Regions from separate parts of the Mus musculus genome. Here region 1 is linked to region 2. A link is a loop called in an ENCODE intact Hi-C map of the cell type or tissue named here. Cell type or tissue: left cerebral cortex. All regions are shown on one strand. Each heading gives the region's core, and the rest is flanking DNA. Links, peaks and the distances in the headings are about the cores only.

Evidence for each region. A loop is a pair of places that touch in the nucleus more often than their neighbours do. Peaks named below come from ENCODE experiments on the same cell type or tissue, not always from the same donor. Only the 100,000 strongest peaks of a DNase experiment are listed, where the experiment ranks them.
Region 1: a loop joins it to region 2, with 2.3 times the contacts of the local background. A loop is called at or near these places in 7 of 42 quality-filtered maps.

Annotation. Positions count from the first base shown.
Region 1 is chr17:32,766,275-32,778,706 of GRCm38, reverse strand. Zfp871 (zinc finger protein 871) reads left to right here. Exons shown (of 4, transcript NM_172458.3): 2 at 1,180-1,306; 3 at 1,490-1,550; 4 at 2,699-12,432. The coding sequence ends at 4,355. Among named protein-coding and RNA genes, the nearest start is that of Zfp871, 16 kb to the left of the region's middle. In left cerebral cortex, for the core only: a CTCF peak has its summit at 7,283 (motif pointing left); a DNase peak (open chromatin) is centred at 7,307.
Region 2 is chr17:32,823,994-32,836,425 of GRCm38, reverse strand. It overlaps Zfp799 (zinc finger protein 799), which reads left to right and starts at 6,165. Exons shown (of 4, transcript NM_177359.5): 1 at 6,165-6,337. The coding sequence starts at 6,335. In left cerebral cortex, for the core only: no CTCF peak of the experiment used is centred there; a DNase peak (open chromatin) is centred at 6,156; H3K4me3 peaks cover 1,601 bases; H3K27ac peaks cover 732 bases.

The DNA.
Region 1 (12,432 bases), core at 2,592-10,591, 57 kb after region 2:
TACTGTCTTGCTCCCCAAGGCTTGCACAGCCTGTTTTGTTAGAGCTTCCAGGACCAACTGCTCAGGAGTAGCACCATCCAAAGTGATCTGGGCCCTTCCATATCAATCAAGAAAATGTATGGCACATTTGTCCACAGGCCAATCAGTTGGGGGCATTTCCCATCCCTTTTTTTTCCTTTTTCTTTTTTTCCCAAGACAGGGTCACACTATATAATATAGCTGGCCTGAAACTCTCTATGTAGACAAGGCTGGCCTCACACTTACAGAGATCCACTCACCTTTGCCTCCCAAGTGCTGGGATTAAGGGTGTGTGTCGCTATGTCTGGCACTTAGGGCATTTTTTCTGTTGAGTTTTTTAGTTCTTCGAAAATGACTGACTGGTGTCAAGTTGATGTAAAACAGCTAAAATATTGGTCTTCCCAAGAGCAGCAAGTGTTCTTCATTCGTGAGCCATCTCTACAGTCCGCCTAAGAAGACATCTTGAGGGAGTCTAGGCTTCAGATTAGGGATGCAGACTATCATGACAAGAAAGGCACTGCAGGAGGAGCTTGAGGTAGCTGGTTACGTTGGGTGTCTTCATCGGGAACTGAGGATACGTGCTGGTTCTCTAATGGCTCTGTTCTCTGAATATGTAGTGTTCTAACACGTATCTGATGAGCACTTAAAACATTCCAAGAATTCTGAGAGAAAAGTGACATTATAAAAGTAGCATGTGATTGACATCAGTTGTTGGGAAAGCTACTTCCTTCTTTACAGTTGAGGTGGGGGAGGACTCCATCTGAAGAGCAGTTGCAGATGCCAGGAGAATTAGAATTGTTTTCTTCTACATCTGTAAGCCTATGCAGTGTTAGGACAGCTGGTGTTGACTGTGTTTTGGTGCGTTCGATAATCAGAATTAGCTGTAAATGCTGCAGTGAACGAATGTACAAGGAGAGCTTAACACAATACATTGGAACAGAGATGGTCCTATCCTGCTGGTGCTTTACCAGATGGCTCCAATCTGCTGTGAGAACTATTGTGTGAAAGACTCTTAGTGTGTGTGAAAGCTAAGGGTATGATGGCCAGGACATGACTGACACAAAGAGCATTGTATCCTATTAACTTCTTAGGAGTTAAGATTAGATCTCCAGTTCTGTGAGACTCACATTTCCTTGTGGAAATGTGTATGGGCTCTTTCAGGAGTCAGTGGCCTTTGAGGATGTGGCTGTGAACTTCTCCCTGGAGGAGTGGGCTATGTTGAATCCATCCCAGAAGAACCTCTACAAAGATGTGATGCAGGAAACCTTGAGGAACCTGGCTTCTATAGGTAAGTATGCCATCATCCCTTTAATCGGTGAAAGAAAGCATGCTTCTAGATGAGTTTAAATATGGTAAAGAGGTTTGAATGACTACTTGAGATCCACCTTATACTGCAAATTTTGCTATAATCTATTAATGTATTTACTATGATGTCATAATTTATAATGATTCGACTTTAATTGTATTTTAGGGAGCAGTTTGGAGCACCATATCATTGAAAATATATACCGAAACTCCTGGAAAAAACTAAGGTAATACGGACCTCAAGAGACAGCCATACTCTTTATAAAGTAGTAAAAAACACAGGCATATCCAGTTTCAAACTCAACTACCCTCAGGGAATTTTCTTCAACACTAGAAACATTAAACATCCTGAAAATGTTATAAGGATTCCAATACTGGAAATAACGTGAGCATCATTGTGCCCAAAGTGATTTTTGTCATACTTAATATGTACCAACTTTGTTCCATACAATATTCTTAAATTTTAAATATTGACTTAGTCACTCACTTTATGTATAAAATATATGTGACACAAAAATCAGGGGTCCTTTTAGGCTTGGACTAAATATCAAAATCTCATTGTGGCCCTTCGAGTGGTTTAGAATGTCATGTGAGTGTGATTATGATTATCCACCATTATTTATTTGTTTTAGTTTAGTTCTGAGGGTTATAGCATCACATGGATTCTGTGTTCAGTAACCTTCCTTTCCCTTTTTTTTTTTATTTTTTTATTTTGAGATAGTATTCGCCTAGTTTAGACTAGTCTGGCCTCGAACTCAGAACCTGCCTCTGCCTCCCAAGCATTAAGGTTAAAGGCATGCGCTACCATGCCTGACGTCCAGTAGCCTTTGTAGCAAGTTTTCTTCAGAATTCAACATGAAGCATGCTACTGTTTCATGGACTTGAGTTACCTCTTCCCAGATTATTCTTTTTTTTTCCCCTCCAAGAGTCACTTTTGGTTTGGTTTGGTTGCTTTATACGCAGAAGCACATCTCTTGTCTAAGGAGAATTTGTTTCCATCTTAGACTTAAACTTCTTAAGTTTTAAGAAAACCTATATGCCTCCTTTGGTTCTAAAGACCTTGCTAATTATAGCCAGCAAAAATGGCCTTGCACAGCAGCCTCTGAGACAAAACTTGCTGATAGACGTCCTGTTTTTTAAGCAGGCCTCCCCAGGTGCCAAGATGGCATTGAGAATTGAAATAGATATTTTAATGTTATGTAAGACATGTTTGCTAGACCTGTGTAGGTGATATAACAGCCACCCGTGAATACTACTGTTTTTGGTATAGTTGTCCTCAGAGTTGCTGAGTGTGTTAAAAAACTTCTGACAGCATAGAGCCAACATTTCTGCTGGTAGGTAAAATATTAGTGATGTACATTTGCTTTCTTCGCAGTGGTCAAGTGGTGGAGGGACTCTATGACTGTAAAGATGACCATCAATGTGCAGAAATCTTCGACTTCACTACACACAGTATTGTAAACCAGAACTCCTTGCCAGGAGTGTATATATGTGAAAACAGCGGATGTGCAACGGTAGTCATTGGCCATTTATCTCTAAGTGTACTTCTTAAACCTGACCCAAAGCATGAATCGTGCGAAGATCAGGAATATGGGAAGGAATTATACAATATGGAATATGGGGCCCCCTCCAGTTCTCTCACATCATTTGAGAACTATGAAAGTACTTACACTGTAGAGAGAATCTATAAAACTGAGCGTTGTGACGAAGACTATAGATATGGCCAAAATGTTGAAAAGACTTTCACTGAAGAAAAGCCCTTTGAGTGTAAGCAGTGTGGGAAGTGTTTCAGTTCCTCCAGGTATTTTCGAAGGCACGAACGACGTCATCGGGCCAAGAAATGCTATATCTGTAAGCAGTGTGGGAAAGCCTTTGCTTTTCCCACTTACCTACAAACACACGAAAGAATTCACACGGGGGAGAAACCGTACGTGTGCTTGCAGTGTGGGAAAACCTTCGCTCATTCTCGTTCCCTTAAAACACATAAAAGAACTCACTCGGTTAGGGACCTCTTTGTGTGCAATTACTGTGGGAAAACCTTACGTCATTACAGCTCTCTTCAAATTCATACAAGAATTCACACGGGAGAGAAACCTTATGTGTGTAAACCGTGTGGTAAAGCCTTCATTACTTACCGCTCCTTTCGAATACATGAAAGAATTCACACTGGAGAAACACCTTATGAATGTAAGCAGTGTGGCAACACCTTCATGCGTTGGATTCAGTTGCGAAAGCATGAAATAATTCACAGTGGGGTGAAGCCCTATGCTTGTAAGCTGTGTGGAAAAAGCTTCACTTGTTCTGGGTCCTTGAGAACACATGAAAGGATTCACACTGGGGAGAGACCCTATGTGTGTGACCAGTGTGGATATAGCTTTACTCGGTTAAATTCGCTTTTAAGGCATAAAATAACCCACACCGGTGAGAAGCCCTACGTGTGTAATCATTGTGGGAAGACTTTCCCTCGATCTGCGTCTCTTCAAAGACATGTCAAAATTCACACCGAGGAGAAACCCTATGTATGCAAACAGTGTGGCGTTGCCTTCCCTAGTTCTGCTGACCTCTTAGAACACGAGCAAACCCATATTGACGAGAAACCGTACATATGTGAGCAGTGCGGCAACGCCTTCGTGCTGTGGAGTCAGTTTCAGAAGCATAAAGCCCTTCACGCCGTCCCAGTGTCCTACGTGTGTAAGCAGTGTGGGAAGAGCTTCACTTCCTCGAGGTCCCTGAAAACCCACGAGAGAATCCACACGGGTGAGAAGCCTTACGAGTGCAAGCAGTGTGGGAAGACCTTCCTGTGGTCCTACTCCCTACAGAGACATGAAAAGACTCACACGGACGGGAAGGTCCACGTGTGTAAGCAGTGCGGGGAAACTTTCCCTTACGACAGTCATCTCCAGGTGCATGAGAAACTGCACTTTGACGATGAGCCTTTTAATTGTAAGTACTGTGGGAAGCCCTTCTTCACTCTGAACCATTTGCATAGACATGAATTACTTCACACTACCCTGGATTCCAGTGTTTTTTAGTCATGGGAGGATTTTTTTCCCCCGCTTTGTGGTTTTCATAGAAATAAGAGAAATCATACTGGAAAAAGACTGGATTTGTGCTAGCAATGTGGAAAACCTTTTGATTTGTTTCATTGAAACAAACGTGCGATGTCACAATGAGGAGAAACCTTTTTTTAAAACGAAAATCAATGTACAAATGGTTTTCTGAGCTTAAAGCTCCTTGGAATGCATCAAAGAGAAACGGGCCTGTGACTGCGAGCAGTGTGGTCGAGTCATCTGCAGTCCTGGATCTTGGAGGAGACAGGAGAAAACTCAAGCTGTAGAGAAACTTTTATGTGTATATGTGGTGTTGTATTAAAAAAAAGCCCTTTCTGCTTCCCCATTCCCTCTGAATATGTGGAAGGAGTCACTGGAGAGAAACCCTTCATAGCTAGGCAATCTTGGATAGTCTTGAGTTATCACATCCTCTTACAGACATGAAAGAACCTACTGTAGAGAAATCTTAAAAACGGGATTTGTGAACTCTTCATTATCAGCTTCATAGAACTAACAAGAATGTACGTGGGGAGAATTCCTATTAGTGGAAACCTCTATGAACACCATTTGGTTCAATGAACAGACAAGGAAAGAACTTGATCCGGAGTGCTAATCTTCTCAAAAGAGATGTTCAAGGTTTCATTTGGCACAGATGGTAACACATATCGGATGAAAACTTTTGCTGTTGAAAAACATTGGAAAATCTAGAGCAAAGTCCTTTGAAATTTTTTTCATGTTTAATCTGATAAATGTCAGTATTATGAAGGACTGGACATATTTTATTTTATTATTTTTTTTTTGTAGCATGCTCCAGGAAATGCACACTCTGGTGAGAATGTTATCAGTACAGTATTTTGTATTTATTGAAATGTTTCAGGGGCTGATAGGGATGAGTTAGCCTTTAAGAGCATCTTCTGCTCCTTCCAAAGGACATTGAGTTGGCCTTTAAGAGCATTTGCTTTTTAGCACCACGTCACAGGGCTCACAACTGCATGTGACTCTAGTTACAGGAGACACACTTGTACACATAAAAATAAAGCTTAAATATTTTTCTAGTCTTTTTTTTTCCAAAAAAAAAAAAACTTTTGTTGTATATCATGTTTACCCAGAACTGTTAATCTTCCAGCTTCCAGCTTTTGAATGTTTAAAATGAAATGTCTCTGCTTCCACATTCACCGTCATTAGCTCCTGCTTGAGAGTCCATCTCTTGGCTTGTTTTTAAATTTTACTCTACAAAAGCAAGCAGTGAGCAGAGCATTGAGCAATGTGGAATGGCGGCCTAATTACATGAACTGCAGACCAGTGAGACCTACATATGAAAAATGCTCACAGGAATAGAAAGTGCATTTTATTACATTTGTGACACTTCTTAAAGCAATCATGTATTAGTTTAATAGGTGATATCTTTTTGTATTTAATAAGTAGATGCTTCTCATTGTAAATTATGTTAGATTCATTGGTAAATTGATATTTGAAGTATGCCAGTCCACATAAATGTCTTTAAATGCATTTTAGTATTTATGTGTGAGCATGTGAGGGTATGTAGACATATGCCCATGGAGGCTAGAGTGCTTTGGAGATAGTATTACAGGAATTGTGACATGTTTGATGTGTGTCATGGGATCAAAATCCTAGTCTTCATGATAGAACAGTAAGTACTCTTAACTGCTGAGCCCCCTCAAACCCTGCATAAGTGTATTGTTTTTCAATCATGTTTAATGGGTAGTTTAAAAAATGGCTTTGTGAGTATTGGGATAGTCCTATTGGTTTTATTTGGCTAATTATAAGCATTTTGTGTATATGCTTATTTTTCACGAAAAATGTGTGTGTGTGTGTGTGTGTGTGTGTGTGTGTGTGTGTGTGTGTGTGTGTACGTACGTAGACGAGTGTGTTTGGAGGGCATTGTTTATGTGTTGCTGGTATGGTTGGTGGTGTTCACAAAGTGAGCAAAGTAATATATTGGGTGTCTTGCTCTATCTATCACTGTTATTCCCCCTAAGACAGAGTCTCACTGAGCCTGGAGCTGGGCAGCAGGAGCATTTCTTGTGTCTGTCCCCCCAGTGCTGAGTATAGAGACACTCTAGAAGTTGGCTCTGGTTCTTCCTCCCAGCATCATGTTCCCAGAAATAAGACTCAGACTCAAAATATATTTACAAATGCCTTAGCCATATTGCTAAGCTCTTTTCTGGCTAGATCATAACTAAAGATAACCCATTTATTTTAACCTCCATTCTGCCATGTGGGTGCTTACCTGTGCTGAGGTACCAAGCACCTGTCTAGTTACATCTTCCTGGGCAAATCTCCTACCTCTGGCTCTATTCCAGAATCCTTTCTGCCTCCTGGATGTCCCTCCTTGCATTTCCTGCCTAAGTCACGGCCCATGAGCTTTTTGATTGATCGGTACAATACAGAAGGTATCTTCTCTATAGATAACTCAGTCATTCCCAGCTTCTTATTAATAGGGAATGAAACTTGAGTCCTTATGACTGCACAGCAAGTGGCTCCCCACGTAGCCACCTCCTCAGGCCTAAACCAGTCTTAAATTGATTGTTTCTTTTATGTTGCTCTCTCGTGTGTTCTCACAATCCTGAGTATCTGTTCTTTTTGACTTTGAAGTATTTTCAAAATATTTTTTAGAATAGCAAATGTTAGGGTTGATTTTGTTTTGGTTTTCCTATTCAGAAGGTAGGAATAAGTATATTGTAATCATGGGTCAGCCTGTCTTTCCAAGTTGACTTATTTCTTTTGAGAATTTCATACACATATACAAGAAAAGAGAATCATGCATATCCACTGTTTCTCCTTCCAAGCCTTCCTATTTCTCCCCAACACCCCCTCTTAACTTTGTCTTTAAAAATAACCTGCTAGTCTAGTTAGTGTCGTTCATACATGCATGAGTCTGGGGCCATCTACTGGAGGATGGGGGACCTACCAGTAGTTACATCTTCACTAGTCATTCTCCACCCCCCAGCAGCTATTCACTACCTGTAGCTTCTCAGTAAGGGAGATGCTGGGATCTGGGCTGACTTAATCTTACAATGTAGGCCTTGTGCATGCAGTCACATTTGCTATGAGTTCATGATTATAGTAACCATGTCAAAAGAAAAAAAAAAAAGAACCCAGCATTTCACAGCACTTCTCCCTCCCTCTGGCTTCTGTATTCTTGTTGCTTTTTCTTTGATTGTCCCTGAGCCTTGCTGATGGTGGAGACTAATATAGCTGTCTCATTTAGAGGTACCCATTCAGTCTCTATAGCCCTTTGACCAGTTGTGCATCACTCCATTGACAGCTGTCCACTGGGAAAAGCAGCTTCTCTGACCAAAGTGGAGAGCAGTCAAGGTCTGTTGGTGTCAAGAGCTGAATGGATGGCAGGTACTCAGTGTTTAGAGTGTTTTTCTTTGTCTTTTTTCAGATGGTGTCATGTTACATGGCCTTGGCTAGCCTGGAACTTTCTATGTAGGCAAGACTGTTGTCAACTTGTGCTTAATCTTTATTTTTAAGTCACGAACTATTAGTGTGTGTGTGTGTGTTTATGTAAATATACTGTGTAAATTTTGCTTTTCATGTATATTTCATTTTCATTGTAATTTCTCTAGCTATTACACTAAGAGATTTATTGGTGTTACTGCCTTAGTAAAACCACGTGTTCAATACATTTACTAACTCGGTATACGTGGTGAGTGAGTGGCTCATCTATAAAAGGATTCTCCACATTACTTCTGGCAGAGCTGGTGTTTGGATTTAGGAGGTCTCAAAGGGATTAGTTCTGTAGTTCGGTGTCCCCTGTGTTGGATGCACTGAGGGGTAACTGAAGTTCTGCTCTTGTAACCATAACAGTTGCTACCCAGGAGACTGAGTGCTGGATTTAAGGGAGTGCGATTCATGAGGTATGCTGTGTGATTAGTCCACCAGTGAGTTGGAGGTACTTTCCTATTTCATGAATCAAAATGTTTCACAGTTTTTCAACTTAAGAATGCCTTGTAGTCATTCAGGAACATTGTTCACTGGTTGGAGGCTTGGAACATGTCCTTGAGTGGCAGAAGATGTGTCTAGCTGTGTGAGGTGAACAACAGTGTTCTGGATCATTTTTGCATTTCTTAGTTTCTTTTTAAACACTAATATTTACTATAAGATGATGGATGCAGTTGTCCGCATATATAGGTGTGCCTAGAGTTTCCATAACGTTACATTATGATAAGTAAAGTGCGAGGTCAAGAAAAGCGCTTTACACTCAACCTAGTGGTCGGCACACCTTAGCCTAGTCTACAGCAACAGTTTTGGCCGCACTTACGTTTTCTTTATGTTGGAAAAAGGGGCTTTTTCTTTGTACATAATTTTTTTATTTCAATGTTTTTTTAAATTATTAGCTCGTATGTTGGCAAAGTTATAGGTTTTCAAATGACATTGTAACCCAGGTTTCCATGTACTTTAACCATAACCACTAACTGTTTTTTCTGGTTCCGTTTCTTCTTCCCAGTGGGTCTGTTCTCCCAAGTAGACTCCCTTAGTTCATCTCTCTAGTTTGTTTACATTTTGATTCTGTTCGATATAGAAGGGACACCATTTGGAACTGAGTTGACAACTTACTATCAATCTCCAGTTCCATCCAGATTCCTGCCAATAACAATTCTTGGTGACCAAGAATAGTCTATGTTTCTTATATAGCACATTAAAAATTGAAAAATTTTAGTTTATCTATTGATGGGCACTTAGGCTGAGATGGGCACTTGGGCTGATCCTATAATTGAGAGCAGTCAGCAGTTGTGTAGGAACAGGAGCACAAGTGTTTCTAGTATTATCTGACTTAGATTCCTTTTGTTGCATACTAAGCAGTAGTACAGCAGGATCATAAGGTAGTAGTATATTTTGATTTTTGATGAAACTTCTGTTTTCCAGAGTGACCGTGCTAATACACATTGCCAGGAGCAGCCGTACATTCTCACCAGTTTGTGTTATAGTTTGGTTTCTTGATAGCTATTCACACTGGGGTAAAGTTAATTGTATTGAGAATTTTCATGTATTTATTGGCTATTCGTACATTGTTTGAGAATGGATTGTTTCTACTTGTGTTGATTCAGTTACTTGTTTATTTGTAATATAATTTTTGTTGCCTTGTACTGGTTTTCTCATTGTGTGTTTCGTGTACCTAAAATTGCTTTTAAGCTTGCTGTGTGTGTGTGTGTGTGTGTGTGTGTGTGTGCGTGTGTGTGTGTGTGTGTGTGTGTGTGTGTACTTTTTGTCTGTATGTTAATCTCTTGTCAGATGAATGAGAGTCCAAAGATATTCCCCCACCCCCAACTCTGTGGCGCGCTCTCTCTCTCTCTCTCTCTCTCTCTCTCTCTCTCTCTCTCTTAATAAAGAATTGTTTCCTTTTTCTTTATAAAAGCTCTTTAACTTCTTGCAGTGATTAACTCCCATTTATACTTTGGGGGATTTTGTTTGTTTTTGTTTTTAATATGGGTTCTTGCTTTGTAGGCCTGTCTGGACTGGAATTTGCTGCATACATGAGGGTAACATCTAATTTACAGCTCTCTTCCTTCCTCTGCTTTCTGGGTGTTAACATTATAGTCCTGAGCCTCTAATGTCCATTCCCAATTTGTCATACTTCCTGTAAACTATTAGATTGAGAATGCCATTGTCCACGCCTATAGCTTCATGTATTCTGTAGATTTCCCTCTGAGTTTCAAGTTTTGTAGACCTTATGTTAAGCTCTTTGGTTCACTTTGTGTTGCTTTTATACAGAATAATAGAGGGATTTAGGGCTACTCTTGTACATACAATGCTGATTTCCTATTGAGGCCACTTCTTATCCTTAGCGTGATTTGGGTGCCTTTGCTGAAACCAGAAGGAGTGGCTCCATGGTTGTTCTGGGACCCTTCCATTGCTCCGTGTGTCGGTTTTTAAGTTATACTATTTCACTCTGCTTTTAGAGCATAATTTAAATTGGTGTAGTAAGAACTCTAGCTAGCATTACTCTTTTTGCTCAGTGTTGCTTTGACCATTTGGAGTGTTTGGGTTTTCTTACAGTTACAGGAGTGTGTTCTCTATTTCTGGAAATAATGACATTGGAACTTTGAGGGGCATGTGTGAAGTCTGAACAGCTTAGACTTTTTCATATTACTATGGTGGTGATTTGTGAGCATAGGAATGGTTTCCCTTTTCTAGAGCATTCAGTCTTCAGTGTTTTTAGATTGTCACGATGACCTCAGCTTGACTAAGTTATTCATAGGTATATTTGACTTTTTGTCTGGTCGCTTGTTTCTTGGGCTTTTGGAAGACAATTTTAAAAATTATTTTATCACCATTTTCATTATATAAATGGCTACTTGGTTTTTCTAGACTGACTTTATTGTACTACTTTGGTGAAGTAATGATTGGATGTAAGAGTCTTGGTGCGGCACTTTGGGTCTTTTAAGACTATGAACATAGGAGCAGTCAAGAGCACTGGCTCTTTTCCTAGAGGACTGAGGCTTGATTCCCAGCACCTGTGTGGCACCTCACACCTGTAACTCCAGTTCCAAGGAATCCAACACCCTCCTCTGATCTCTGGGCATCAGACATGCGCATGGTGCACAGATAGACAGGCAGGTAAAACACCCTTACCAGGTAATAATAATAATTTTAATAAGATGATCATATTATCTATAAATAGAGATTTGGCTTCATTTTGCTTCCATTTTTCTTTCCTCCATGCTCAGGGTTGAACCAAGGAGCTTGTATGTGGTAGGCAAGAGGTGTACCACTGAACTGCAGCCGCACAATTGGATCTCTTTCCTTTCTCTTTTTAAATGTTCTAGCTAAGGATGCAGGAGATGTGTACAGCAGTGTAGAGAAGGTGTGTAACTTCTTCTTGTGTAACTCCTGATAGTTGAAGAGATGCTTTTAGTTTTCCTATTTGGTATAATCTTGGCTCTAGTTTTGCTGTGTGTAACATTTCTTACAGTGAGGTGTCTTCCTCTTCCTAATTTCAGGATATTTTCATCAGGGAACATAGAGCTTTGAAGTCCACTTCTCCATGTATTGAGGTGATCAGTGGATCCTTGAATATCTATATTTTCTACAATTAGTGATTGATATCTGTGGAAAGATGCTTATATGCAAAGAATGAAATTCACCTGATTATAGTTTGTGGTGTTTTTAATATGTTGGCTTGCTTTGAGAGTATAATATTGATTTTTTTTTCTATTTTCATCAAGGAAATTGTGTTATAGTTTTCTTTGTTGTTGAGCCCTTCCTGGTTTTGGCATCATGGTAATACTACTACCTTTTATGAATAAATTAGTATTTCTTCCCTTTATATTTAGTGAAATAGTTTGGGAAGCTTGGTAGAATTCAACAGTGAATTTGTCAAGTCCTGTGCTTTCCTTGTGGAGACAATTCATTTCTAGCTTGAAGATGTTTCCCTTTTTCACTGTTCACATTCCCTTGACTTTTCATCTGTTTTGTTGTTGAGAATTTTATGCATGCACATAATGCATTTTGATCAAGCCCACACACTCCCCATTCCTTCTAATTTTTCCATCCCTCACCACTTTTGTTCTCAATTTCATTTGTTCTCTTCCATGTTTAACCTACAGTCTCCTTAATGCTTCCAGTATATACATGGGTGCAGTGCCATCTTCTTTGGCATGACTAGCCTCTCCCTTACCCAGCAGGCATCAGTTGCCAATAGCTACTCAGGAGTGGGCCTTTCTGCACACCTCCCACCTCCATGCTGTCATTTTTGTCTCGCTTGTATTTCCAGTCACAGCTGTTGTCAGTTAGTAGGTGCAACTGTCCTGTTGTATCTAGCACACACTGTTTGGCTGTAATAATTCACTCTGGCTCTCACATTCTTTCGGCTCCCTCATCTGTAATGATCCCTGGTCCTCTGAGAGAAGAAATGTGATGTGTGTAGATGCTCCATTTAGAACTGAGCCCTCCAGAATCACTTATTTTCTACATGTTGACCAGTTGTGAATCTATTCATTATAATCTACTGCAAAAACAGTAATAAAACCCATCTTCTGTGATGAAGATACATTTTTCTATGGGTATAAAGATACCCTTTAACAGAATA
Region 2 (12,432 bases), core at 3,089-11,088:
ATGTGAACACACGATATACTTATTCAAAGAACAGGGACAAATCAAGCTGGTACTTAACTAGAAGCTTCATTCTCACTGACTAGTGTTCACAGTGCTAGAAGATGCTACCAAGGAGAAAGCAACCATCCGTCTCATCCAGCTAGGTACCGTTTGAGCTACAATAGTGACCTGCCTACAGAATATGTCTGCTGGTTCAACAGTAGCATGAATGTTATAGGAGAATACAACAGCCGTAGGGTTGGATTTAAGGCATGCTACATGAGATGGAACTCACCCCTGACACCAATGATGAGGCCAAGAACCTGGTACTAGATAGGTCATGGGCCCTGGAGGAAAACCTATTACCATTATTCTGATAAACAAATATAGCATAAGGCGCATTACTATACCCATAGGTCAGCCTAACTCATAGCTCAACCCTAGTCAGAGAAGATGGCAAATAACATAGAGACCCAGAGTTAGACAGCATGCAGAGAATGAGAGCTGTGAATGCTTCAGTCTTAAGTGGAATGCTTTAGTCACACCCCCTCCCCTGCAGATTGTGGTGCTTGGAATAAGATACTCCATAGGTTAGAATATTTGGTTTCCAGCTCATGGAATCGTTAAGGAAGGAATGGGATGTACAGCTTTGTTGGATGAGGTGTGACTCAAGCAGGCCTTGAGTTTAGAATGACTCGTTCCATTTCCTGTAACTGCCAGTCTTAGTGCCATCTTTCTTATAACTCCTGAGCCACGAGAATGAAGTGGAGGAAAAACAGAATGTGGAGGCTCAATCAGAAGAAAGATGAGGCTGGGGTCCAAGTAAATTAGCTTGTGCATCCACAAATGCTGAGGGATGCTAAAGGCTGGGATACTGGTACAAGTTGTTGAACTGTACGTTACTGCTGGTAATTATGGGACTGTGAAAGGCAGTCTGTTTTCTGGTCAAGCTAGGTTTAAACTCTGGAGACCCAGGAGATAAATCTACAAGGAACAGAAGGAAGTTTGCCACCCTCTCAAACACTAGGCTCCTGACACAAGGCCTCAGCTCCATAATTCTGTGGCCATCAGTCACATAGGGCAACTCCCCAAACCCATCGTTTTCTGTCCAGACTCCACTCCCACAGTTACCTGGCAATACTCAGCTAGGCCTGGCCCACTATAAAAGTGGCTGCTGCCCCCCTTCTCTTCCTCTCTCTTTCTCTCTCTTTCTCTCTTTCTTTCTCTCTCTCTCTCTCTCTCTCTCTCTCTCTCTCTCTCTCTCTCCCTCTCCCTCTCTCTCTCTCCAATTTTTTATTAGACATTTTCTTCATTTACATTTCAAATGCTATCCCTAAAGTCCCCTATACCCTCCCCCCGCCCTGCTCCCCTACCTACCTACTCCCACTTCTTGGCCCTGGCATTCCCCTGTACTGGGACATATAAAATTTGCAATACCAAGGGGCCTCTTTCCCAATGATGGCCAACTAGGCCATCTTCTGCTACATATGCATCAAGAGACACGAGCTCTGGGGGTATTGGTTAGTTTGTATTGTTGTTCCACCTATAGGGTTGCAGACCCCTTCAGCTCCTTGGGTACTTTCTCTAGCTCCTCCATTGGGGACCCTGTGTTCTATCCAATAGATGACTGTGAGCATCAACTTCTATATTTTCCAGGCATTGGCATAGCCTCACAAGAGACAGCTCTATTAGGGTCCTTTCAGCAAAATCTTGCTGGCATATGCAATAGTGTCTGGGTTTGGTGGTTGTATATGGGATGGATCCCCGGGTGGGTCAGTCTATGGATAGTCCATCCTTTCGTCTCAGCTCCAAACTTTGTTTCTGTAACTCCTTTCATGGGTATTTTGTTCCCTATTCTAAGGAGGAATGAAGTATCCACACATTGGTCTTCCTTCTTCCTGATTTTCTTGTGTTTTCCAAATTGTATCTTGGGTATTCTATGTTTCTGGGCTAATATCAACTTATTAGTGAGTGCATATCAAGTGAGTTCTTTTGTGATTGGGTTACCTCACTCAGGATGATATCCTTCACATACATCCATTTGCCTAAGAATTTCATAAATTCATTGTTTTTAATAGCTGAGTAGTACTCCATTGTGTAAATGTACCAGATTTTCTGTATCCATTCTTCTGTTGAGGGATATCTGGAATCTTTCCAGCTTCTGCCTATTATAAATAAGGCTGCTATGAACAATATTGGAACTCAGAAATCCGCCTGCCTCTGCCTCCCGAGTGCTGGGATTAAAGGCGTGCGCCACCACGCCCGGCTACCATGCAGTTTTTATCACAATTGCTCTGTAGTACAGCTTGAGGTCAGGCATGGTGATTCCACCAGAGGTTCTTATATTGTTGAAAATAGTTTTTGCTATCCTAGGTTTTTTGTTATTCCAGATGAATTTGCAAATTGCCCTTTCTAACTCAGTGAAGAATTGAGTTTGAATTTTGATGGGGATTGCATTGAATCTGTATATTGCTTTCAGCAGGATGGCCATTTTGACTATATTAATCCTGCCAATCCATGAGCATGGGAGATCTTTTCATCTTCTGAGATCTTTTTTGATTTCTTTCTTCAGAGACTTGAAGTTCTTATCATACAGATCTTTCACTTCCTTAGTTAGAGTCACACCAAGGTATTTTATATTATTTGTGACTATTGTGAAGGGTGTTGTTTCCCTAATTTCTTGCTTGTCCCGTTTATCCTTTGTGTAGAGAAAGGCCACTGGTTTGTTTGAGTTAATTTTATATCCAGCTACTGCACTGAAGCTGTTTATCAGGTTTAGGAGTTCTCTGGTGGAATTTTGGGGGTAACCTATATATACTATCATATCATCTGCAAATAGTGATATTTTTACTTCTTCCTTTCCAATTTGTATCCCCTTTATCTCCTTTTGTTGTCGAATTGCTCTGGCTAGGACTTCACGTACTATATTGAATAGATAGGGAGAGAGTGGACAGCCTTGTCTAGTCCCTGATTTTAGTGGGATTGCTTCAGGTCTCTCTCCATTTAGTTTGATGTTGGCTACTGGTTTGCTGTATATTGCTTTTATTTTGTTTAGGTATGGGCCTTGAATTCCTGATCTTTCCAAGACTATTAACATGAAGGAATGTTGAATTTTGTCAAATGCTTTTGTAGTGTCTAGTGAAATAATCATGCAGTTTTTTCTTTGAGTTTGTTTACATAGTGGATTACGTTGTTGGATTTCCATATATTGAGCCATCCCTGTGTCCCTGGCATGAAGCCTACTTGATGGTGGTGAATGATCATTTTGTGAGTTCTTGGATTCGGTTGGCAAGAATTTTATTGAGTATTTTTGCATCAATGTTCATAAGGGAAATTGGTCTGAAGTTTTCTTTCGTTGTTGGATCTCTGTGTGTTTTAGGTATATGCATAATTGTGGCTGCATTGAACTAAATGAGTAGTGTTCCTTCTGTTTCTATTTTGTGAAACAAATTTTGAAGAGTATTTGTATTCTTTGAAGGTCTGATAGAATGCTTTACTAAACCCATCTGGTCCTGGGCTTTTTTTTTTTTTTTTTTGCTTGGGAGACTATAAATGGCTGTTTCTATTTCTTTAGGGGTTATGGGACTGTTTAGATGGTTTATCTGATCCTGATTTAACTTTGGTAATTGGTATCTGTCTAGAAAATTGTCCATTTCATCATAATTTCCAGTTTTGTTGAGTATAGGCTTTTGTAGTAGGATCTGATTTTTTTGTTTTGTTTTGTTTTTTGGATTCCTCAGTTTCTTTTGTTATATCTCTCTTTTCATTTCTGATTTTGTTAATTTGGATACTGTCTCTGTGCCTCTGGTTAGGCTGGCTAAGGATTTATCTATCTTGTTGAATTTTTCAAAGAACCAGCTCCTGGGTTTGTTTGTTAAAGAATTAACAAAAAACTATACAAAAATATAGCTCTTTTTGTTTCTGCTTGGTTGATTTCAGCCCCAAGTTTGATTATTTGTTGCCATCTACTCCTCTTGGGTGAATTTGTTTCCTTTTGTCCTAGAGTTTTTAGGTGTGCTGAAAGCTGCTAGTGTATGCTCTCTCCAGTTTCTTTTTGGAGGCACTCAGTGCTATGAGTTTTCCTCTTAGCACTGCTTTCATTGTGTCCTATAATTTGGGGTAATGTTGTGCTTTCATTTTCATTAAATTCTAAAAAGTTTTTTCTTTATTTGTTCCTTGTCCAAGTTATCATTGAGCAGAGTGTTGTTCAGCTTCTATGGGTATGTCGGCTTTCTGTTGTTTTTGTTGTTGTTGAAGACCAGCCTTAGTCCATGGTGATCTGATAGGGTGCATGAGATTATTTCAGTCTTCTTGTATCTGCTGAGGCCTGTTTTGTGATGGATTATATGGTCAGTTTTGGAGAACATACCATGAGGTGCTGAGAAGAAGGTATATCCTTTTGTTTTAGGATGAAATATTCTGTAGATATCTGTTAAATCTATTTGGTCCATAACTTCTGTTAGTTACACTGTGTCTCTGTTTAGTTTCTGTTTCCATGATCTGTCTATTGCTGAGAGTGGGGTGTTGAGCTTTAGTGAAGTTTCTTTTATGAATGTGGGTACCCTTGCATTTGGAGCATAAATGTTCAGAATTGAGAGCTCTTCTTGGTAGATTTTTCCTTTGATGAGTATGAAGTGTCCTTCCTTATCTTTTATGATAATTTTAGGTTGACAGTCAATTTTATTTGATATTAGAATGGCTACTCCAGCTTGTTTTGGGGACCATTGTCTTGGAAAATTGTTTTGCAACCCTTTTCTCTGAGGTAGTGTCTGTCTTTGACACTGAGGTGCAATTCCTGTATGCAGCAAAATTCTGGATTGTTTATGTATCCAGTCTGTTAGTCTATGTCTTTTTATTGAGGAATTGAGTCCATTGGTGTTAAGAGATATTAAGAAATAGTGATTGTTGATTCCTGATATTTTTGTTGTTTGAGGTGGAATTATGTTTGTGTGGCTGTCTTCTTTTGGGTTTGTTGAAAGAAGATTACTGTCTTGCTTTTTCTAGGGTGTACTTTCCTTTCTTGTGTTGGAGTTTTCCTTCTATTATCCTTTTTAGGTCTGGATTTTTGGAAAGATATTGTGTAAATTTGTTTTTGTCATGGACTATCTTGCTCTCTCCATCTATGGTAATTGAGAGTTTTGCTGGATATAGTAGCCTGGGCTGGCATTTGTGTTTTCTTAGGGTCTGTATGACATCATATTTCTTACTGTCTTAGCTGAAGAATCAAAAAAGGAAAAAAAAATCTAATGAAGGTAGAGATCTCTGTAGAAGAGGCAGTGTAATGTTTGTAAGACCAGAGGAGATGGGTGACTTCAAGAAAACAGTGTTTTCCAGATAAGCAGGGTTGGTGCACATAAGAACTCAGAGAGACAGTGGCTACATGTACAAGACCTACATAAGTTCAATAAAGTTAGACAAAAATCCCAGCCCAGGGAAGGGGAAGTGGTAGCAAAGTCCCACTCCTAATCAAGATGCTAGGAGAGCGAAAATTGTTTTTCCTTAATGGAGTGACACAGGGAACATCAACCACACTCCAAATGAGGCCCCGTATGTGGGAGCAGCTGGCCAACACAAAGCAGAAATTTGTTGTCGCTTGCTTGTTTGATGAGATGATACATGAGGGGGTTTGGAAGACCTGTGCTTTTGAGGAAGGAGGCTGATTATTTTTATTTTTTTCATTTTATTATTTTGTGTGTGTGTGCAGGTATATTTTTCCTGCAGGTATGGTTTGTGCACCCATTGCATGCATGGTGCCCTTGGAGGCAAAAATAGGGCATCAGGCATCAGATCCCCTGGAATTAAGAGTTACAGACAATTGTGAACCACGATGAGGTTCTGGAAAGCCAACCCGAGTTCTCCAGAAGAACTTCAAAGGAGCCATCTCCCTAGCCCCAACCCTTTGACTTTTGCCCTTCTGGGATCATCAAAATATCTTGTGTGGTGATATTGAAACATGAGCTATAAATAAATGTACCAAAAAGGAACGATAAAAGTAGTGCATCTGAGAAAAAACCTTGGTGGGGCCAGGTGCTCTCCAGAGTAGGAACCAGGGTCAACTGTGAAGTCTTCCAGGGAGGAAGGAGATGTTTCTATTGTCACTCAGGATTCAGGAGGCAGGCTCACGGATTGTTGGCCAATCAAGGAGAACGTTTGGTAGCTGTGTGAACTGCCCAATGAGGAGTTTCGGTCTTCGGTGACGTAGAAAGCACAACATTTGGGGTGCCATTGTGTGTCCCCGCCATATTGTCGTCCTGTGTCTTTGACTGCGGCCCCCAGGTCTCTCTCCTCGGTATCTCTGTCCCCCCTACTGACAGCGGGAATCGCAGGAGGTCACCTGGACACCCGGTGACTGGAAATGGTGCGTGCGCAGGCTGTAGGGAGGAGGCTACTGTAAGCGGAGGCGGCAGTGGGGACGCGGCCTTCCAGGGCAGCTGAGTCTGCATCTCATCTGCTCTGCTGGGCCGCGCTGCCCGGGTCCCTCTGGATGGAGCTGGACCAGCAGGCAGAGCTGCGGTCCTGTCCTTTGCTGAGAGCTCAGTGCTGCGGGGTCTCAGGTCAGCTGGGCGCTTGCAGCCTGCGTCTCCGCAGTCTGGGAGGTGTAGGCGGAGAGTCGTGGGGAACCGTGGGTTTGGGCTCTTGTAAGGGGATTTGTAGGAAAACCGCGAGGTGAGCCCGGGTTCTATGCACGTTGTCAAAAAAAAAAAAAAAAAAAAAAAAAAAAAAAAAAAAGTAGGCTGCATTTATGTCTGCTCAGTGTCCCAATTTACTTAACAGTCAGTCATTTCTCAGCCTTTATCGGCTAGGATTTGATGAGTACACCTGGTTATCCTTGAGAGCTGGCCATTGGCAACCACGATGCATTTATCCCTATCTTAAGTATTACTATCAATAGGCAGGTAACACATGACCATTTAACACAATGGTATACAAAGTGCAAGTTACTAAATGGTTAGAAAGGCTGAAAATATAGGAGGTTCTCAAGTTGGAGGCAGAGAACTGGTAAGACTTATCAGTGAGGGTGTAGAATGTCCAATGCACGTTCCGAGCACAGGCTGTTGTTAGAAGGCCTGTTTGAAGTGAGCTGAGGTCCTAGAGCTGGAGTCCTAGGGTAGAGACGGGGCTTTTCCTGTGATAAGTTTTCTGGCTTTTGACAATTGACCCTATGACCCGTCAACCAGCTTGTTGCAGTTTCTATAGTCTCAGGCAGGGGGTTATATCTGGTTAGGCTGGTGAGTTTTATGTGCATGTATATATGATTTGGTATATTGTCAGGCGTCATTATTGAGACAGATTATTAAATTGTGCCTTTATTTGTTCTTTGTTGATATTGATATTCAGAATAAACCAGTGCAGAGTTTTTGCTTAACAAAACAGTCATGTAGGCCAGAAAGCTGATAGTTCCCAAAGCACAGAGTATCCCAGAACAGCCCCACCCCACCCTGTCTTCTCTCACATTTCAGTGACATCCGCTAGTCCTATGAGAACATGCCTATGGGTTTCACTCAAGGGAAGTTTCCTCTAAATTCCATGACTTGTATTCTTAGCCTAAGGATTCTTATAACTCTCAATAAATGCCTGACTTTCCAAACCCTTTTGACATTGCTGGACTTACTGAAAAGGAAAATTCACGTGCATGGCTTGCTCAGATTGGTCCTTATCATAAGTATTACTGGTCACGTGCATGGCTTGCTCAGATTGGTCTTTATCATAAGTATTACTGGTCACGTGCATGGCTCGCTCAGATTGGTTTTTATCATACGTATTACTGGTCACGTGCATGGCTCGCTCAGATTGGTTTTTATCATACGTATTACTGGTCACGTGCATGGCTCGCTCAGATTGGTCCTTATCATAAGTATTACTGGTCACGTGCATGGCTTGCTCAGATTGGTCTTTATCATAAGTATTACTGGTCACGTGCATGGCTCGCTCAGATTGGTCTTTATCATAAGTATTACTGGTCACGTGCATGGCTTGCTCAGATTGGTCTTTATCATAAGTATTACTGCCTTGGATTGTTTCTAAACGTTTTAACATGAAAAAATCTTCATGGGGTAAGACATGACTGGATATGAATGGGCTATTGCAATAGAATAAAGCCCCACATGGAAGATTGAAAAGCTTCCCTACAGATGGCCAGAGGGCTTCTCTTGAAGGAAGTTAAAAACAGTGGTGAATGAAGCATAGAACACCCAAGATACAATTTGCAAAACACAAGAAAATCAAGAAGAGGGAAGACCAATGGGTGGATACTTCGTTCCTCCTTAGAATAGGGAACAAAATACCCGTGAAAGGAGTTATAGAGACAAAGTTTGGAGCTAAGACGAAAGGATGGACTATCCAGACCAGAGACTACCCCACCCGGGGATCCATCCCATAATCATCCACCAAACCCAGACACTATTGCATATGCCAGCAAGATTTTGCTGAAAGGACCCTGATAGAGCTGTCTCTTGTGAGACTATGCCAGTGCCTGGCAAATACAGAAGTTGATGCTCACAGTCATCTATAAGATGGAACACAGGGCCCCCAATGGAGAAGCTAGAGAAAGTACCCAAGGAGCTGAAGGGGTCTGCAACCCTATAGGTAGAACAACAATATGAACTAACCAGTACCCCCAGAGCTTGTGTCTCTAGCTGCAGAGATATGTAGCAGAAGATGGCCTAATTGGCCATCACTGGAAAGAGAGGCCCCTTGGTATTGCAAACTTTATATGCCCCAGTACAGGGGAATGCCAGGGCCAAGAAGCAGGAGAGGGTGGGTAGGGGAGCAGGGTGGGGGGAGGGTATAGGGAACTTTCGGGATAGCATTTGAAATTTGAAATGTATATAAAGAAAATATCTAATAAAAAATGGGGAAAAAAAAAACAGTGGTGAATAAGGAAGCAAAGGCTAGTTGATAGGCCAGCCTGGTCACATAGTGAGTTTCAGGCCAGCCAGAGCTTGACAGTAAGACTCTGACTCAAAATAAATACATAAAATCTACCATACATAGCAATCACAACTTTTAAAGCCATTTCATTATTTACTGTGTATGGGGGTGGTCTGTGTGTCATGGAGTATGTATGTAAGTTAGAGGACCACTCCCTGGAGTTCGTTCTCTCCTCACATCATGTAGGTTCTAAGGAACTATGTCCTGTGCTCAGATTGCTTACCCAGTGAGGCATCTCACTGGCTCATATCTAGAGTTTTAACTTTTAATTCCTGTTCTAGGATAGTACTGTCAATTTAAGTATAGTTGTGAGGACTCAAGTACAGTGTGCAGGAGTGAATCCTAACGAACAGCTTGTCTTGGCACAATATAGCCTCTGTGTTTAATAAACTGTGTTCATCCTTTCACATTATTTAAGGCATGGACCCTCCAGGTCTTGTGGAAGCTCGAAGCTGGAGGCATGACCTGAAACTGAGGCCACTGAGTGCTACTTACTGCCTTCTTCACTGTGGCTTCCTCAGCCTGTTTTCTTATTCTACCCAGGACCATCTACCAGGATGGCACCACCCATAGTGAACTGGATCTTACCATGGCATCATTAATGAAGAAAATGCCCTCAGACTAAGATTCTCCTTCCCAGGCTGGGTGTGATGATGCCCGCCTTTAATTCCAACACTGAGGAGGCACAGGCAGGTGGATCTCTCAGAACTCAAGGCCAGCCTGGTCTACAGTGATTTCCAGGAGAGCCATGGCTGTTACACAGAGAAACCATGCCTCAAACTAACTCCCCCAAAAGAACCAAACCGAAAACAAAAAAATTCCCCTTCCCAGATATGTCAAACTTTGTTAACCAGCTCATTTATCTTCTGTGTTAACTCAGAAACAAAGGTAGCCCCATTACCTTTCGGTATGCTATTAGACAATGCATTAGGGGAGATAGTCTTTCTGACAAGTACTTTAATTACTTCATAGTCTTTTTAGTGAGAGTGGGAGAGACTTCAAACTACTCTGAACGAAAGTGTCAGCGTAGATCAACATTTATTTAAACCCGCTTGATCCTGGCATTTAAGGAAAGTTGACTTGTTCAATCCTTGAATGGGTATTAACTATGTTAATTGATTTTTTAAAAATTATTTTATTTACATGAGTACACTGTAGCTGTCTTCAGACACACCAGAAGAGGGCATTGGATCCCATTACAGATGGTTGTGAACCACCATGTGGTTGCTGGGAATTGAACTCAGGACCTCTAGAAGAGTAGTCCCTGATTTTTCTTTTTTTAAGATTTTTTATCTTAATTTTGAATCATGTGTACTAGTGTGTGCACATGAATACAGGTGCTTGGAGAGGCCAAAGGTGACAACATCTCTGTAGACGAGTTACAAACCTGACATGGGGGCTGCAAACCAAACTCAGTTCTGGATCTTTTCTCTTCTCTTCTCTTCTCTTCTCTTCTCTTCTCTTCTCTTCTCTTCTCTTCTCTTCTCTTCTCTTCTCTTCTCTTCTCTTCTCTTCTCTTCTCTTCTCTCCTCCTCTCCTCCTTCCCTTCCCTTCCCTTCCCTTCTCTTCTCTTTTCTCTCTTTCTCCCCCTACCCCCTTTCTTCTTGTTTTGTTTTTTCATTCCCCTTAGGCAGAGTCTCTTTGAAGTCCTGACAATCTTGGAACTTGCTGTGTAGATCAGGCTAGCTTTGAACTCACAGAAATCCTCCTGCCTCTGCTTCAGAATGCTAGAATGAAAGGTGTGTTCCACCACTCCTGGCCAAGAGTATTGGATCTTAATGGAACCGTCTCTTCATTCTTTGTTTGAAATTGTTTTTCTGATCCATGGTAACTAATAAACTCTGGGAGAGGGCCATTTCTATTTACTTATATACCACTGGTGAGCCCACCCAGGCCACATGTTTATTTCCAAATTCAGAGTCAGACAGCCTCAATTAAACTCCGTGGAACTCTAAACAGATAAAATCAATGACTATGAAAAAGAGATTTGCAATGAAGAAACAGGGATGGAAGGATGAGAAGGAGTAAGAGACGGTGTGGGGGAGAAAAACCAGAACACATCATATATGTATGTATGTCAGCACATATCATATATGTATGTATGTCAGCACATATCATATATGTATGTATGTCAGCACATATCATATGTATGCATGTCATCTTTCCTTAAAGCTTCTCTTGTAGATCTTGAAAAGACAAGATTTCTTTGTATTTATATGCAAGTGTGTATGTCTCTGCATATGCACACACGTGCACAGGTGACGGGGAGGCCAGAGGAGGGTGTTGAGTACCTCAGAGCTGGAGCCAAGACCTGCTATTGGTGATGAACTCGAGTCCTCTGAAAGAGCAGCAATGCTCTTAGCCATTGAGCCATCTCTTCAGTCTTACAAATGACTTTGTGATGTAAGCCCTTGGTGCCGTATTTAAGCTTTCCAGTTTGCTCTCACTTCTTTTTAGTTCCATTTTGATTCAGTCCTCCATATTGAAGATAGGGGAGTGGGACATCACCTAACTTCCTTTCCAGTTTTAAAACAGTTCTTACACTCGGTCAGCATGTCTGATTTGGAGCCCCAGAAAGCCAGATATACAGGTACATGCTGTGCTGGTGGGAGTGGGTTAGAGGATGGTGGGAGTGTAAATAGGAGGGCATGGTGGAGAGACCTTGGGACACTTGCTGGCTTTCCCCTCTAGGTGAATTTAGTGCTAGGTTTAGGGAGAAACCCTATCTTTTTAAAATGTGGTGGAAAGTAATAGAAAAATGCCCAAGACAGTTTCTGGTCACCATTCATGCATGCATGGGGCAAGTGCAGTGACATATACATGTTTACATGCATGCACACACACACACACAAGCCAGGTGGTGGTAGCACACACCTTTAATCCCAGCCCTCAGGAGGCAGAAGCAGGCAGATCTCTTGAGTTTGAGGTCAGCCTGGTCTATACAGAGTGAGTTCCAGGACAGCCAGTGCTACACAGACAGACCTTGTCTCAAAAAAACATAAAGTAACAGGGAAAAAAAAGACTCAGAGTATAATTTGGAGAAGTCAGTTTTCTTTTTCTAACATGGATTTTGGAGATTGAACTGGTGAGCAGGCTTCTGTGGCGAGTGTGTCTCTACCCCATTCTACAAAAGAATTCACAGTGAGCCACTGTGAATCAGTGAATCAGAGTTAGAGGCTTGTTTGTTTATTATAATTGGGTCTCTATGTAACCCTGGTTGTTCTAGGACTTGGTATGTAGAACAGGCTGGCCTCAAACTCACCAAAATCCAACTGCTTCTGCCCCCCAAGTGCTGGGGCTGTAGGCATGCACCACCACACCCCATTGAGATTTGTTAAGACATTTGAAGCCTGGAACACATGTATTATTAGAAAGAGACACTCTGGGGAAAGAATAAGACATGGCCAAGTGTAGATACAGGTGTTTCAAAGAAGAGAGTCAACTAAGTGCCTTTACAGTGGGTCTATGTAGAATTTTAGTGGCTTTGAAGTTTTATGTTAAGAACCCCATAACTCCTCCATT